2 separate regions of the Homo sapiens genome follow, and region 2 is linked to region 1. A link is a loop called in an ENCODE intact Hi-C map of the cell type or tissue named here. Cell type or tissue: prostate gland. All regions are shown on one strand.

Evidence for each region. Hi-C counts contacts between places; a loop is a spot of excess contacts. Peaks named below come from ENCODE experiments on the same cell type or tissue, not always from the same donor. Only the 100,000 strongest peaks of a DNase experiment are listed, where the experiment ranks them.
Region 2: a loop joins it to region 1, with 2.4 times the contacts of the local background. A loop is called at or near these places in 2 of 110 quality-filtered maps.

Annotation. Positions count from the first base shown.
Region 1 is chr11:44,889,465-44,897,464 of GRCh38, forward strand. All of the region lies in intron 3 of TSPAN18 (tetraspanin 18), which reads left to right. Among named protein-coding and RNA genes, the nearest start is that of TP53I11, 57 kb to the right of the region's middle. RefSeq lists an enhancer at 3,710-4,281. In prostate gland, a CTCF peak has its summit at 4,878 (motif pointing left); DNase peaks (open chromatin) are centred at 3,997 and 4,867; H3K27ac peaks cover 1,283 bases.
Region 2 is chr11:44,798,533-44,806,532 of GRCh38, forward strand. The region is part of intron 2 of TSPAN18 (tetraspanin 18); the gene reads left to right. Among named protein-coding and RNA genes, the nearest start is that of TSPAN18-AS1, 66 kb to the left of the region's middle. RefSeq lists an enhancer at 1-51. In prostate gland, no CTCF peak of the experiment used is centred here; no DNase peak of the experiment used is centred here; H3K27ac peaks cover 1,121 bases.

The DNA of each region.
Region 1 (8,000 bases):
CAGGAGGGTTTCCAGAGAATAAAGTCTCCATTCCAGACACAGGCTGGCTGGCCCCAGCAGGAGGCCGGTGGCATCAACCATCCAGTTTGGGCTGCCTAGAAGAGGAGGGGGCAGAGGCCAAGAGCCAAAGCCCACATGGGGTGATGTCAGAGAACCTGGGCTCTGGCTGCTGGAAATGACCTGGAAGGGTTCCATGTGGGTTTGACTGGCAGTTGGGCCATTAGCTGATGACTTGGATGTCCCCCAGATTTGGGGGCCATAATTTTCAGCTTGCTTGGAGCCCTGGACCCCAGATAAACCTCAGGGGCCTTCTCATCTTGTGGTCTCTGAAGCTAACTTTGTAGACCTCCCAGGGATATGAGAAAAACAGAGACTCTTGGGCCCTTCATTGAGCCTGCAGAATCCAAATCTTAGGGCTAGGTCCCAGAGGTCTGAGGGTTAGCAAGCTCCCAGGGGCTTTTCCGATGCTGACTGGCTCCCTGTTCTCCCTGTGACCCAGAATGGCTGGGGCTGCCCTAGGCAGGAAGATGGCCACGGTCCTGCCCCACAGGCTCGTTCCATGGAGTTTAGGGTTTTGATCCCCAGCCTCTTTCCTGTGCACATGGTCCCATTTGCTCCTGCTGCAAACTTTTTGTCCCTCTGCTGAGAGCTGGGGCTAAGGAGAAGGATGATCTGGGGGAAGGACGGGAATTGTTGAGTGGCAGATTGGACTGCTAAGACAGATGAGGTGAGCCATTACCTTCAAGGCCAAACGAAGTTCTCATTCTGGGGTCCATGTATTCCATAGAACTCAAGGGATTGGTGAACTTTGAGAAACATATTATAACTTCACTTTAACGTTTCACTGAAAATGGGTATTTTCTTCCATTATGAACACAAGCAACAAACCACAGTACTGTTAGCAGTACTTGTGACTTTGTCATCAACAGATCTAAGTACATATTTTCAAATTACCTAAAAATTGCTGGGAATTTCTTGGCCGGGAGCAATGGCTCACGCCTGTAATCCCAGCACTTTGGTAGGCCAAGGCAGGCGGATCACGAGGTCAGGAGATCGAGACCATCCTGGCTAACACAGTGAAACCCTGTCTCTGCTAAAAATACAAAAAATTAGCTGGGCGTGGTGGCGGGCGCCTGTAGTCCCAGCTACTCGGGAGGCTGAGGCAGGAGAATGGCGTGAACCCAGGAGGCGGAGCTTGCCAGCCTGGGCGGAACCCAGGAGTGAGCCGAGATCACGCCACTGCACTCCAGCCTTGGCAACAGAGCAAGACTCCAACTCAAAAAAAAAAAAAAAAAAAAATTTGCTGGGAATTTCTTAAAATGATGATAGTTATTAGATCCATCACTAGATCTTGAGTTTTGCATGTTTATTTAAAAAAAGCACTTGTATTATTCTACTCCAAATTTGCTTTTAAAAAAGTATTTTGGTTGTGCACAGTGGCTCACGTCTGTAATCCCAGCACTTTGGGAGACCAAGGCAGGAGATTGCTTGAGCCCCAGAGTTCGAGACCAGTCTGGGTGTCATAGGGAGACCCTGTCTCTACAAAAAGGGAAAAAATTAGCTGCGCATAGTGGCATGCATCTGGAGTTCCAGCTACTTGAGAGGCTGGGGTGGGAGGATTCCTTGAGTCCAGAAGTTGGAGGCTGCAGTGAGCCATGATCATGCCACTGCATTCCAACCTGGGCAACAGGGCGAGACCCTGTCCCCCAAGATAAAGTTTCTGATAGCTCTATTTCAATATAAATGGTTTCCTTTTTAATCTTATGTATTATATTTAGGTGGGGTCCAGAGGCCTCACGAGACTGCCGAAGGGTGGGGGTGGATGGGAGAGATCCTTGCTAAGGGGCTAGGTGCTGGGCTTTGGAGTCAGGCCAGATGGCTTTTGCAGCCTGACTGAATGATGTGAGGTAGGTTGCACACCATCTCTAAGCCCAGTTCAATTACAGGTCAGCGGAGAGTGGACACACCCTCTAGATTCTTGTAAGGACCTGTATGCCTTTAGTTCAAGGCCAGGTGTACAGAAAGAGCTGTGGAAACCCAGGCTCTGGTTAGCATGAAATTTCCAAAAACCTTCAGGGAGGCAACCTGGAGGATAAGAAACAAGACTCAGTCCAGGTGAGCCAGAGCAGGTGTTGCCAGAAGCTCTGGCTTGTGCAAGGCTGGGCAGCGGACACGGTGAGGATTGGTGGGACTGCTGTGGCCGTCAGCCCATGTGTGTGTATAGGGGGTTCCTGAGGGACTAGGACACAGGGACGCTTTGGAGCAGCCAGAGCAGGGCTATCCATCACCAGAGGAACTTCAGAGGCTGCTGCTGGCTGATCCCCCAGACCTCAGGTCTAGGGGTCACTCCTTCCATTCTTTCTGGCCAGTGAGGCTCCTGCAAAGGCCAAGGATGCTCACTAAATGGGAAATGAACAAAAGCACGAACGTAGGCAGGAGTGAATGAATCAAGAGTGTTATGGTGTGAATTACCACAAGAATAGTGGTTGGTTGGAGGAAGCTTGTTCTTTGACTACTCAGGGAGGCCACTGAGTGGATGCTCTCTGAACCCCAGGGAAGCAGCCAGGCCACCTGCCCCCTTGTGCCTACAGCCCCTTCCCCAAGGCTGTGGGAGGCTGCGGGGCTGTCTGCTCTCCCCACAGCAGGCTGAGTCAACCTTCCTTCCTATCCCCTGGTGCTTATACCATCTCCCAGAACTGGGGTTTCCCTGCCACACCTGGATGTCTGCTTCTCTCCTCCTGGTACCTGCCTTTCCCCAGATCACCAGTTTGGCTGCCAGGCACCTTTCCTGCAGGGCTCTGCTGGGCTCACATGACAGGGTGTAGGTAGGCATCCTGAGCAGAGAGGGTGGCTTCACTCTGACCCGCGCCATTCCTCCCAGGCCCCTGGACTTGGTTGCTTGGCCTGCTTCAACTACACTTGGCTGTTGGAGGTGGACGCTAGTGTCCTCAGGCCAAACACTCTTCCTAATGGAGTGACCTCCGTGCTTCTGTGCTCCCCCCAATTTCAAACTGCGTGGGTTTCCCAGGTTGCCTTGCCTTCTGACAAAGTGGCAAAGTAACAGTCCCTGAAAGAGGGCAAAGAGCTTTGTCCGCAGAGGCCTTTGCAAACAGGTGGTCTCAGTACAATGTCTAGTGCCTAAGACAGGCAGAGGGACCTCCGACCTGTGTCTGGGACTGGCACCTTCTGTGGCTTAAGTCCAGCCCCGGTCTATGGGGGATGGGAGGCATGGATTGTTTGAGGGTGACCCTGGGGATTGGGGGCTCAGAGTCCTCTGGAAGACAGCCAGGGCAGAAGAGCCAGGAACCTTATTTTGTCCCAGCAGGTCCTCCAACCTACTGTGTGACTTCAGGCTAGTGAGCCGCAGTTTCCTCATCTGTAAAACATGACTGCTCACCTCGCAGGGTAGTTGAGAGGGTCTGATGACATAAAGTGTATAAAGCACTTTCAGGAGTTACCTACGTGCAGGTGTAATAAGTCCTGGGAGGCTGCCTCAATTGGTGGGAAGAGCAGCGGGCTTCATGTCAGGAGGTCCTCGTTCTAGCTGTGCTGTGTGACTCTGGGCAAGAGCCCGTCCCTCTCTGGGCCTCAGCTCCCGCAGTGTGAAATGAGGAGTTGGAGACAACCTTCACTAAGATGCTTCCTTCTTTGACGATTCTCTGATGGCCCTGTGGGTGTTCTACATGGGACAGAGGAAAGGGCTGGTGGCAGGGACAGGGTGCCCATCCTGGCTCAACTCACAGACTAGAGAGGGGTCCTTCCCAGAGCCTGCAGATGCTCTGTGCCACCTTGACATTCACAGCTCCATGAGCCGGCGGGGGCAGGGGAGGCTGTCATTTAGGATCCAATTGCATCCACAGCAGGCTGTGCTCCTGGTTAATCCTTAAGGCACCCGCCCCTCAGGAGCCTAATTAGATTTTATCCCCCGCTCAGCTGTGACCATGTCCCCATGTTGGTGCCAGCACCAGGCACGCCAGGATCTCAGGCCAATTGCTTGTTTATGAGACCGTCTGTCTTGGGATGAGGCCCAGCAGGCACAGCCAGTGAGCAAATAAGTCCTCCCCATCAGCCTTGAACCTGATGGCAAGAATCATTGTTAGTCTTCTAGGCCTCGGGCCGGCGTCCTGACCAAGGAAAAGATGTGGGTTTGCAGTCCAGCAAAACCTGGCTACAAATCCCAGCTCCATCTCTTCCCAGCTCTGGGACCTTTCTAGCCCCATGAAGCTTTAGTTTCCTCATCCCTAAAAGGGAATGATGATAATATCGTCTACTTTGTAGAGCTTTTTGGAGGATCAAGTGAGATCATTTTAAGTGAACGCCCATAATACATTGCCTTGCGTTAATATCAGGCCTTAGTAAATGCTGACCCTGTCCCAGTCCTCCCCACATGGCCTCCCTGATTCTAGGCTCTCCCGACCCCAGCCTCACCCTGGCAGTCAGGGTTTCGTTTCTGTATCTTGCCTGGCAAGCCCAGGACACTGGGTTAATGTGGCCATTAACACTTCTCTCCAAGTAGGGACTGCGGTGATTGAGTCTCACTAGACTTGAGTGAGTCCTTGAGGAAGGGCAGCCCTTGGTCCCTATGCCTTGGACCAAGCCCAGGGCTGGCGCTGTTGGTGCCGGGAGCGCAGGAAGGAGGGAACGGGGTGTGCAGCCTGTCAAGTCCTTTCACCCTCATCATCCCCTTGCATCCTCCTGGAAAGGATCCTAGAAGTTAGTTCTGAACATCCCCACCTCCCAGATGCGGAGGTGAGGCTCTGGAGGTGAGGCGTCTGGCTCAGGCTTATGGCTGGCACAGGCAGATCCCCCACTGGTGGGAACGCAGTTGCAGGGGAACACACGGTCCTCTGAGGCTCTGCCCTTGGCCACAGCGCCCTCTCCTGGCCAGGGCACGTGCAAGCCCTTTCTCGGCTCTGCACCAGCCCAAACCTTCCTCCACTGGGGGCTTCTCCATCTCTCTTGTCCGGCCGCCTCCTTTCCTTCTCTCTAGAAAGCATGCCTGGGGGCGGGGGGGAGTGAAAGTAAAAGGAGTGATTTATGAACTGAGCTGTTCTTCTTAATCAGAGAGCCCCTCCTGGGCCCCTGCTCCGTGCAGATGGGGCTGAGCCGCCATCTGGGCGACAGGAGGGGCGAGATTAATAAAGCTGTCTGGCCCGGGCAGGGGTCCGCCGAGGAAAGCCCCGAGGCACTGCGTGACCTCGGTCCCATCTCTGTGCCTTTCTGGGCCTCAGGGCTCCCATCTGTCAAGGGATGGCCGGCCTGGGCCATCCCCAAGGGCCTCCAGCTGGCTCAGGGAAGAAGTTTAGCCAACTTCCTGGGCCTCTGTGCCTCGCTGCCTGGTTCAGGGAAGAGCAGCACTGGGCTGGAGACTTTGCAGACTGGGGCACGGCGCTTCCTGTCTCTGGTGCCACACCCCACGGATAGGTGTCGTATCAGGAGCTCTGGTTTGGGGTCCAGCTGACTTGGGGCTAAATCATAGCCATGTTTTGCTAACCAGGTAAATGAACTCAGACGAGTTAGTTACCCTGCCCACGCTTCAGTTTCCTCATCTGTAAAATGGGATAATAATAATACCCACCTCCTAGGTAAGGATTAAATAAGAGGACAGGTAGGAGAAAGGTATAGTGGAGTCTGGTACATGGTAAAACCTCAATCCTAGTAGTTATTAGGCTCAGTTACCACAAAATTGTGGCAATTTGTTAGAATTTGGGTCTGTTTAGGGGAAAGATGTTTGTATCCACGCTACCCAAGCCATGTGTCCATGGTTCTCCCCTATACCCTGCTCCATTCATAACTGGTGAATGTGGGCTGGGCATCCACTTATTTCCAATATCTGATGCTGCTGATAATAATAGCTCCCATGGTACTGTGAATTCTTACAACCACCTTTGGCTTCCAAATTCATCATCACAGTTTTCCAAGGAGAACCTAGCACCTTGGAGAGGGGGGTGACTTTCCCAAGGTCTCCAGGGAGCTGGCCAAGGCAGAAACCAACCCAGCCTCTGCAGAAGCATCAGTGATGGGGTGAGCATGGCAGGTGTCACTGGGCTGTCCTCTTCCAGGACAAATGAGCCAGTCAATAGGATGGGGGCTCACAGAGGACAAAGAAAAAAAGGGAAATGAAGTTAGTTCAGGGAAGTTGGGACACCACAAGGGGTGAGCCCATTCCCAGCCAGGGTACAGCATTCAAAGGGGCTGGAGCTCCCTGGTGGGGAGGAGGCAGGCAACCGCCAGACATTCCCCAGAGTTCAGCATCTCCTCCTTGTCTCTGGGTTGGCCTATGTCATCCATGTTTCTCATATCAGCCTCAGTGTCCAGACGGAGATGAGGCAGGGAATGGTGATACAGGGGACCAGGACTGGGATGCAGCAGGAGAAGAGAAGCGGCAGGAAACCCATCACCCCGTCCTTGTTTCCCTGAGCCCTGGGGCTGGGCATGGGGTGCAGGCCCTGAACTACAAAGCTGGAAACAGCTTGAAATCTCCCGAGGATGCTTGGCCTTGTCACTGGCATCTCCAAGCCTCAATTTCATTCTGTAAAAACCACTCACCTGTGTGCCCATGGTTATTTGCACCTTGCACTCCCTGGCACTTCCCCGGCACATAGTAGCAACTCAATGTACATCTACTCAGTGGATGGTAGATGGCTGACTGGGTGGATTGAGGGAGGAAGGGAGGGATGGGTAAATGGGGAGGAATCTTTCACCCACCACCCCTTCACTGACCCCAGTGAACCTGTGGTAGCCTGCCTCGTGGGCTATTGTGAGGATTCATTGTGATCACACAGGAAGAGAAAGCACTTTCTGTAAACGCCACTTTTGACTCTGACCCCTGAGTTTGGATTCCAGCCCCATCACTTACCAACAGTGTGATGTTGGACAAGTCAATTCTCTCTCTTTTCCCATTGGACTCAGTTTCCCCATTGTACTGTGGGGATGATGGTGTGATACCTACTTCATAGGGTTGTTCTGAGCATTTCATGGGCTCACGCATGCCAGCACTGTACCCCAAGTGCACGGAGTACCTGAAGCTGGTGCACACAGATGGGGCAGGCAGTTGAAGGGCCTGTCACATAGGTATGTTTAGGCCAAATAGGGGTGCCAGCTCCCGGGGCTGTGGCCATGTCTCAGGAGGGAGGCCTCTTCTCCTGCCTTTCCATCTTCCCATCTCTACCTCTGCACTCCCCCAAGACTAGCCTTCACCATCCCCTTCCCCACAGTTCCTCTCCCCTCTGCCCAGAGTTATGCCGGTGGAGTTAGTCCTCCCCACTGTGGGTTCCCCAGCCCTGCTGTTATCTGCCTCCTTGTCTCCTCCACGCTGCCACCACCACCACCACCACTACCACCACTCACTTGTGTGCCCATGCTTATTTGCACCTCACACTCTCTGGCACAGCCCCTGGCACATAGTAGCAACTCAGTGTACGTCTACTGAGTGGATGGTAGGTGGGTGAGTGGGTGGGTTGAGGGAGGAAGGGAGGGATGGGTAAATGGGGAGGAATCTTTCACCCACCACCCCTTCACTGACCCCAGGCAGGCTCGTACTTGGAGGGATTTTGGATAGACATGGATATCTCTCCCTTCCTTCCCTAGGAACACCCCCACAGCCCAGGCTTCCCCAGGTCCCAGGTCTTCCTGGGACTGTCCTCTAACCCAAAGTTTGAGCAGGAGCTGGCTGTGGAATTCCCCGCAGGAGTGATAGAACAGGAGTCTCCATATGGGCCTGTTTTGACTTCTGAAATCGAACCCTCATTTCCACTGCTGGGAGCTGGCCCTCTGAAGGAACCTTCTCACAAATCCTTATGCAAAGCCAAGAAACACTTTCCAGCATCAAATCTCTCTCTCCTGGGAGTCTGGGTTTTGGGGGAGGAAGTTGATGAACAGGGCCCTGCTGGCACTCTCTCTGCTGAAGTATTGTGGATGCCTGGGTGGCATCCATGGATGCAGGTTACTCACACCCATCATCTCCTCCCAGGCCATCAGCCTCATGTGCAGCCGTGTCA
Region 2 (8,000 bases), 91 kb before region 1:
TGGCCCAGACCATGGCTAAGCCACTCTGGGGGCCCCAAATTTGGTGTTTGCATTGCTAGCTTCAGTCTGGACCCCCCTGGGCAGCCCTCACCCCCTGCCCTCCCCTTGGCCTTCCTGGAACTGATGCTGAGTATATTAGAAACCCATGGAATTGGAGAGTTTTAAACAGGAAACTGGTATAATTTTGGTCAGGAGCTCAGGCTAGAGTGAGGAAGCTCTGCCAGGCACAGCCACATCCAAAAGAAATAGAGAGGGAGGGTTTAGAGTTTCCAGTTTGTGCATTTCAGGGATATGAAGATAGATAAAGGAGTTGTATTCAGCCCTGTCCAGGCTTGACTGTCTTTTGTTTTTCTTGTCTTCCAAGTCCTTCTTTATTGAATCTGGTGAGACTGAGGCCAACTAGGGGACCCAGGGCAGTGAAGCTTCATCTCATGGGACTTATCCCCACCCCCACCCCGCCTTTGTGACTTTTTGTGTCATGCTCTGCACCCCACCCCCTCCCAGGCAGTGCCGCCCCCTCCTCACCCTTGCCCTCCCTTGTTTTTTGTTCCTCTGGGAGCTCCCCAGAGAGTGGGCCACTGTGGGGGCCATCGGTGCAGAGAGGACACAATGGAACTCTTGTGAAACTGTGGGCTTCTCCTGCCCCCTCCCCAGGGGGCCTGTCCAACATTCCTCAGCCTTGCCCGAGACCTTCTTGAACCCTCGTCCCCTTGGAAAACCAGACTAAACTGGTCTCATGGGGAGAGGGTTTTTGTCTGCCTAAGGAGCCTGTCCCGCACCCCACCCCAACTTCGGAGCGGCCACTGCCCTTGCACACCCTATACCTTGGTCCAAACGACACACCCACGACACCATGCCAACCTCGGATTTAAAAGTTTTATTAGATTAGCAAGTTCATTCTTCACTCAGCTCTTCTCAGCCCCCATTCAACTGCATTTCAATTCCACAAACATCTGTTAGCCCTCCAAGTAAGGGAGAACGTCAATGAGCGGGCAGTAGCTCCCAGTGGAAGAGGGCACTGTGGTGGAGGGACTAGAAGGATGACCCTCCCAGGCCTATTGCGTGGGGCACATCGATTGGGTGTTTATTATGTGTCAGCGATGATTTCTGTGGTCACAGCAACCCATGAGGTAGGTGCTACTATTTTCCCTTTCTACGAAAGAGGAAACTGAGGCATGAGGAGTGATGACCCATTCCCAGGGTTACAGTCAGGAAGTGGCAGAGCCAGGATTTGAACCCAGGCAGACTGCCTTCAGAGCTGCTCTTAACAACCCATGCATTTATTAGAATGCTTGGCAAGTATTTATTTATTTATTGAGACGGAGTCTCGTTCTGTCACCCAGTCTGGAGTGCAGTGGCACGATCTTGGCTCACTGCAATCTCTGCCTCCTGGGTTCAAGCGATTCTTGTGTCTCAGCCTCCCGAGTAGCTGTGATTACAGGTGCACACCACCACACCCGGCTAATTTTTTGTGTTTTTTTTTTTTTTTTTTTTTTGTATTTTTAGTAGAGACAGGGTTTCGCCATGTTGGCCAGGCTGGTCTCAAACTTCTGACCTCAGGTAATCCACCTGCCTCGGCCTCCCAAACTGCTGGGGTTACAGGTGTGAGCCACTGCGCCCAGCCTGGCAAGTACTTATTGAGCCAGGTACTCTCTGCCACTAGAACAGCCTCTCCCCAGGGCACGTGCTTTAAGATTCACAACATACATTCAGACCACAGTCTTCAGGATGACTGTGCAGGTATTAGAGGACCCATTTTGATGATGGAGAAACTGAGGTTCAAAGAAGTGAAAGGTATTGCCAGAGGCCCCAGAGCTGGGGGATCTGGCGGATCTGGGGTTGGAGCCTCTTCTGCCTCACTTACATCTCAACTGAGCCCTCAGCTCAGTGTCAGGACTAAATACCTGTGCCGTAAATGAAAGCCTGGTTACCTGCAAGAGACCAGGGTTGGGTGAGCCCCTCTGTCTGGGTAAGAACGGGCCACCTGGCTCAGGGCTTTACCTGGCTGTATGAAGTTCCCCTTCCATAGGGCCTGTATTTGCGCAGTGATGGGAGGCTTCGCTCAAAGCTCATTTGCAGCTGTTCTCTGCCAGAGCCCCTTTCTGGGCTGTGCAGCAGGATGCCCGGTGACACCTGTTTGCAGAAGTTTCTGGTCTCCCTACCTGGAACAGATTTGGCCCAACCCCCTCGTAGTCTCTTCCTGAGAAGGGGCCTTCCTAGGATTGGGGACAGGTGGGGGCAGGGACTTCTCAGGCAGTCAGTGGGGTCATAAATCGGGCTAATTGCAAAGCTTCCTTCCACAGAGGCACAGTGTCTGCCCAGAAAGTCTGTCTTCTGGGAAAAGGCCAAGAGGACACAATGAGTCTTTACCATGCAGGGGCCCGCCTGGGCTGCGAGGGGCTGGGGGCCTGACCCACAGCCCAGAGCTGCACAGTCTGACAAGGGCAGAAGCAGGACCAAGCCTCACATCTTCTGACCCCTAGGCTGAAGCTTTTTAAACTGTACAGTTGTCCCCTCATATCTATGGATGACTGGTTGTATGGATGCTAAAATCTGCAGGTGCTCAAGGCCCTTAGAGCATTTGCTTATTTATTTATGTTTAAATAGCTTCCAAATCAGGATTGTCGGATTGTTGGGGCTGAGCAATTGGTACATAGGGGTTCATTATAGTATTCTCTCTGTGTGTGCTTGAAAACTGCCAAAAGTTAGAGTTCACGTGATAAACTAAATGTTACCACTTCAGAAAGACTTTTGCAGAACAAAAATTTAGATTGCCATTCTCTACAGCCCCTGCTTTGCTTCCTCCATAGAAGTTACTCTAACGTGAGGTTCTTTTCTTATCTGTCCCTGTCTGTCTCTGTCTCTGGAGTGGAGCTTCCTGTGTTTGCTTCATTTATAGGTATCTCCTTATCTGCCAGCACAGAGCTGGGCATACAGAAGGTACCCAGTACATACCTGTGGAAGGAAATAATATCCATATAGCATCCAGAGAAACCACACTAGTTTCAAGGAGTTGGTGGGGAATCATGGGAAAAAATGAAAAAAATATCTTCATAAGTTAGCAGTGCCTCAGGGTGGTGGTTAAGAGCTCCAAAGACAGAAGGAAACTGCCTCATTTGAATCCCAGCTCCGTTTTCCCAGTGACCTTGGAGGAGTTACTAGCCTTTTCAAGCCTTTATCTCTTCACCTGTAGAATGGTGGCAATAATAGTTCTAGCTGCCGGCTTTAGTGGCTCACACCTGTAATCGCAGCACTTTGGGACTCCGAGGTGGGAGGATCAATTAAACCCAGGAGTTTGAGACAAGCCTGGGCCACATAGTGAGACCCTGTCTCTACAAAAATAAAAAACATCAGCTGGGTGTGGTGGTGTCCACCTGTGGTCCCAGCTACTCGGAAGGCTGAGGTGGGAGGATTGCTTGAGCCTGGGAGGTCAAGACTGCAGTGAGCCATGGTCAAGTCACTGCACTCCAGCCTGGGTGACAGAGTGAGACCTTGTCTCGAACATAAAAAGATTCTAGCCATCAGTGTTCAAGAATGTCATCATCCATGCACTTCCCTGCTAGGTCTTAGACCTACCTCACTGGGAAGCACATTAGGACCTGGAGAGTCTCTCCTCAAGCTGGAAAAGGCAATAGAGGGGGAGTTTGGGAAATGGACAGTGGAATACGGCAGCCCCTGGGGGTCTTTGGTGGGTCAGGAACCCTGCAGGAGAGGAAACAGCAGACAGACACAAAGGCTCTGAGATGGGTTCTGGGACCCAGAGAAGCGAAGCACAAAGTGGTTGAGGTGGGTGGGGGGAGAGCTGTGGGAGATGGAGTGAGGGGGTAGTGGTGGGGGCTGCAGGGCCTTGAAGAGTTTGGGTTTTATTCTAAGTGCAATGAGAAGCCTTCAGAGAGTTTTAAGCAGAGAAGCTCCAGATTCTAATTTGCATTTTAAATAAATCCCTCTGGCTGCTGCATGGAGAATGGATTATTGGAGCAAAAGTAGGAGCCAGAGACCAGAGAAGATAGAAGTCAGGGCTGCCTCCCCAGCCCCCACTGGATGGAGCAGATGGGAGTGGGGGGCTGGGAAGCACTGCACACACACACACACACACACACACACAGCCTCTGGCAGGGTGGGCTCAAGAACTGGGGAAGAGGTGGCTGGGGCTGCAGGTGGTAAAGGCTGTGGGTGGGGACTCCAGGGCCTCTAGATGAAAGGTCCAGTTTGTCCAAACTGGTTCCCAAAATGCTGGAATGGAAGAGGAAATAGTGAAAGCAAAATAATACAAAGGGCTTTACTAGAGAAGCCTTCCTTGGGGTCTGCTCAGACCCATTCCTTTTATTATTGTTGTTCAGAGTATTGCTCTGATTTTAACATTGAGCTGCTCTGATAAACAGGTGCACCAGCTCCAAGATGGTGGGGACAGTGGAGGGACCCATGTTTGGGGAGAGTCATGGCGGAGGCATGGGGCACAAGTGAGTCTTTCACTCACTACCCATTGATTGAGGGCCTGACACATTCCAGTCCCTACTAGGTGTTAAAAGTTATTCACTGGTCTATGAAACCAAGTTTCTGTCCTCTAGGAATTCAGCCTAGTAAGAAAAGGGAGTGTATGCAGACCACAACACAAGTGAGTGTTCGTGGATGTAAACAGGGCAGGAGCAAAATTCACACAGGCAGATAAGGCTTTTCAGAAGACAAGTCGACAGAGAAGCCAAGAAAGGATTTACTGAGGTGGCCTTGAAGGACTGGGGCTGGGAAGATGACATTTTGGGTGGAGGGACAGCATTTGCCAGTGCTTAGATGTGGGAAAGCATGGGTTGGGGGGGCATTTTTTCAGCAAAGAAGGTATCCTCCCTTCGGGTGGGGATTCTGGGAACATGTACAGGAGTAGGGAAACATTAAATCAGAGAGGGAGGTTGAGGCCAGAGTACAGAAGTTCTTGAATGCTGAATTTGGATTTAATTGTTCTGTCATTAGGAGTCTGAAGGTTTTGGACCAGGCCAGTGGTCTGGAGATATGGCTCTGAGAGAGGGTAGAGGAGGGATTGAAGAAGTGAGAGACTGGAACAAGTTGTCTACTGCAAGGATCCAAGGAGTAGAAGCTGCCGCCCTGGAGTGGAGCAGGGGACACTGGGGTGGAGACGAGGGGCTGATGCAGGAGGTAGCAGGACAACTCTATAGGACTTTGGAATGAATTGGATGGGGCAAGAACAGAAATGCTCTGAGTCTCTGTGTATTTGAGCTGAGATGCTTAGATTATTGAGGCTACTAAGAAAAATGGTGGGAACTCAAAGGATAGAGGAAAAGCTAGTGAGAGGGGCCAGAGAGATGATAAACTCAGCTTAGGGCAAAAATGTTATGATTCTTACTCCGTCAGCCTTCCAACATGAAAACCCCATTCCAGCAGTATTCTCTCAGCACTTGGATGGAAGTTTGACTAGCATTTATTACACCTGAAAAATAAGAATGAAATGTCACCAGCTCACTGAGCCTGCCTGTGCTGTTTATCAGACTACATTGCTGTTCATCATTACTTTGCTGCTTTGTCTCTTTCTGCTCCTGGATGGTAAATTTCTTTTTTTTCTTTTTTTTTTCCCCCCAGAGACAGAGTCTCGCTCTGTCGCCCAGAGCTGGAGTGCAATGGTGCGATCTCAGCTCACTGCAACCTCCACCTCCCGGGTTCAAGCGATTCTCCTGCCTCAGTCTCCAGAGTAGCTGGGATGACAGGCATGTGCCACCACACCCAGCAAATTTTTGTATTTTTAGTTTCACCATGTTGGCCAGGCCGGTCTCGAACTCCTGACCCTGTGATCTGCCCACCTCGGCCTCCCAAAGTGCTGGGATTACAGGCGTAAGCCACCGCGCCCAGCCAGTAAGTTTCTTGAGGGCCACAGGCAGAGGCCACATCAGTTCTTTTTTGACTTCTGTGGACCCAGGATACAGCACAGTCAGCACCTGGCAATGGATGAGTTCAACAAATATTTGTGGACTGAAGGAAGGAAAGGAGGGAGGGAAGGAGGGAGGAAAGGAGGGATGCCTTATTCATCTCAGTTCAGCACAGAGCCTGGCCCTCAGAAGCTCCGTAACTAACATTTGGGGACTGGCGAGCAGCGATGAGGGATTCTTGGCAAGCTGAGGTTTTCAGAGCTCCCCTCTGGTAGCTGCTGTGCTTGCAGGGGTGTGTTTATCTTTAAGGTCTGGATCTAAATTTTTCTTTCAAGTCCAAAGGCTTTTACAAACCCCAGCCTAAAACAACAACTGGATTGCATTTCTGAGGAGGAAGGGTGGGGGTGGGGAGAGAAGAAGAAGGAGAAAGCAAGAGAACCTCTCCACTTCCCACCCCATTATGAGTTCCGACGGAGGTAGAGCCAGAAAAACAGAACAGGCTGTTTAAGTGGGACAAGCAAGAAGCCCAGCCACCTGGGGAGGGCTTGGGGAGGATGCAGAGAAGAAGTCAGTTTGTGGAGAAATAATAGATCTTCTCCTGGTCGGCTGTTAGCAGGGCAGCTGTGGCCGCCCTTGGTTGGGGGAATCAGGAGTGACTGGCTACCTTGTTAGTGGGAGGGGGTCCTCCCAACCATGGGCGGGAGCAGCCGGCACTGGACGCTGCCCAGCAGAAACAGAGCTGGTTATCGCTTTTCATAAAGACTGGTCATTTTCATAAAGACAAATCAATGCCTGGGTGAGTCTCCTTGGCAGAAAGAAAGGCAGCTCTAAATGGGAGCGGCAGATGCGTGCATCTGTGTGCATCTGTCAGGAAAGCCAGGGAGAACGTACAGAGGGATGTGGCTAAAGACAGGTGGCATTCCTGGCCACATTTCACAGCTCTTTTTGATGCAGAAGTAAATACATATGTAAGCTGCTTCCACAGAGGCATTCTCTGGATGCTGGTAAATCAGGGAAAGTTTGGTGGGAAGGGTCTTGATGCCTAACCTCATATTCTGGCTCCAGTTTCCAGGAAGCCCGTGTTCCTCTCAAGATGAGATTGGGGCCCTGGGCCAGGGAGATTGAGTTCGAGTCCTGTGCTGAGCTTTGCTAATAGTGGGATCTCAGCTCAGTCACACGGTCTCCCTGGTCATCCATGTTTGCCTTCTGTGTTAATCTGCTAGGGCTGCTGCAGTGAACACTCACAAACTGGGTGGCTCAAAACAAAAGATGTAATCTCTCACAGTTCTGGAGGCTAGAAGTTCAAAGTCAAGGTGCTGGCAGGGTCGTGCTCCCTCTGAGGCCTCGAGGGAAGAATCTCTCCTCACCTCTTCAGCTTCTGTGGGTTGCTGGCAATCTTTGGCATTCCGTGGTTTGTAGACGCATCACTCTCATGACATGGCCATCTTCCCTCTCTCTCTGTCTGTCTCTCTCTGCCTCCTCTCCTCTTAAAAAGACACAGTCATTGAATTTAGTACCTACTCTAATCCAATATGACCTCAACCTCATTAATGACCTCCGCAGAGATTCTTTCCATATAAGGTCGCATGCAGAGGTTTTGGGTAGACACACATTTTGAGGGAACACTATTTTTTCCTTTTTTTTTTTTTTTTGGAGTCTCGCTCTATCCCCCAGGCTGGAGTGTAGTGGTGCAATCTTGGCTCACTGCAACCTCCGCCTCCCGGGTTCAAGTGATTCTCATGCCTCAGCCTCCCAAGTAGCTAGGATTACAGGCACCTGCCACCACACCCAGCTAATATTTGTATTTTTAGTAGAGACAGGGTTTTGCCATGTTGGCCAGGCCGCTCTCAAACTCCTGACCTCAGGAGATCCACCTGCCTCAGCCTCCCAAAGTGCTGGGATTACAGGCATGAGCCACCGCGCCTGGCCAATATTTAAAGCATTGTTATACTGTATGAAGTCAAACATATGTAGTTCCTAACAATTATTAGGTTGGGTGCCTGTTGGGTGCGTAGTGCTAGAGAAGCACACAGATAAGGACGACACTGTTCCGGATTTGCCAGCCTCATTCCTAACAAGCCAACTTCAGCTCAACTTGCACTAGATCTGTTAGAATGGGTGGGGTGG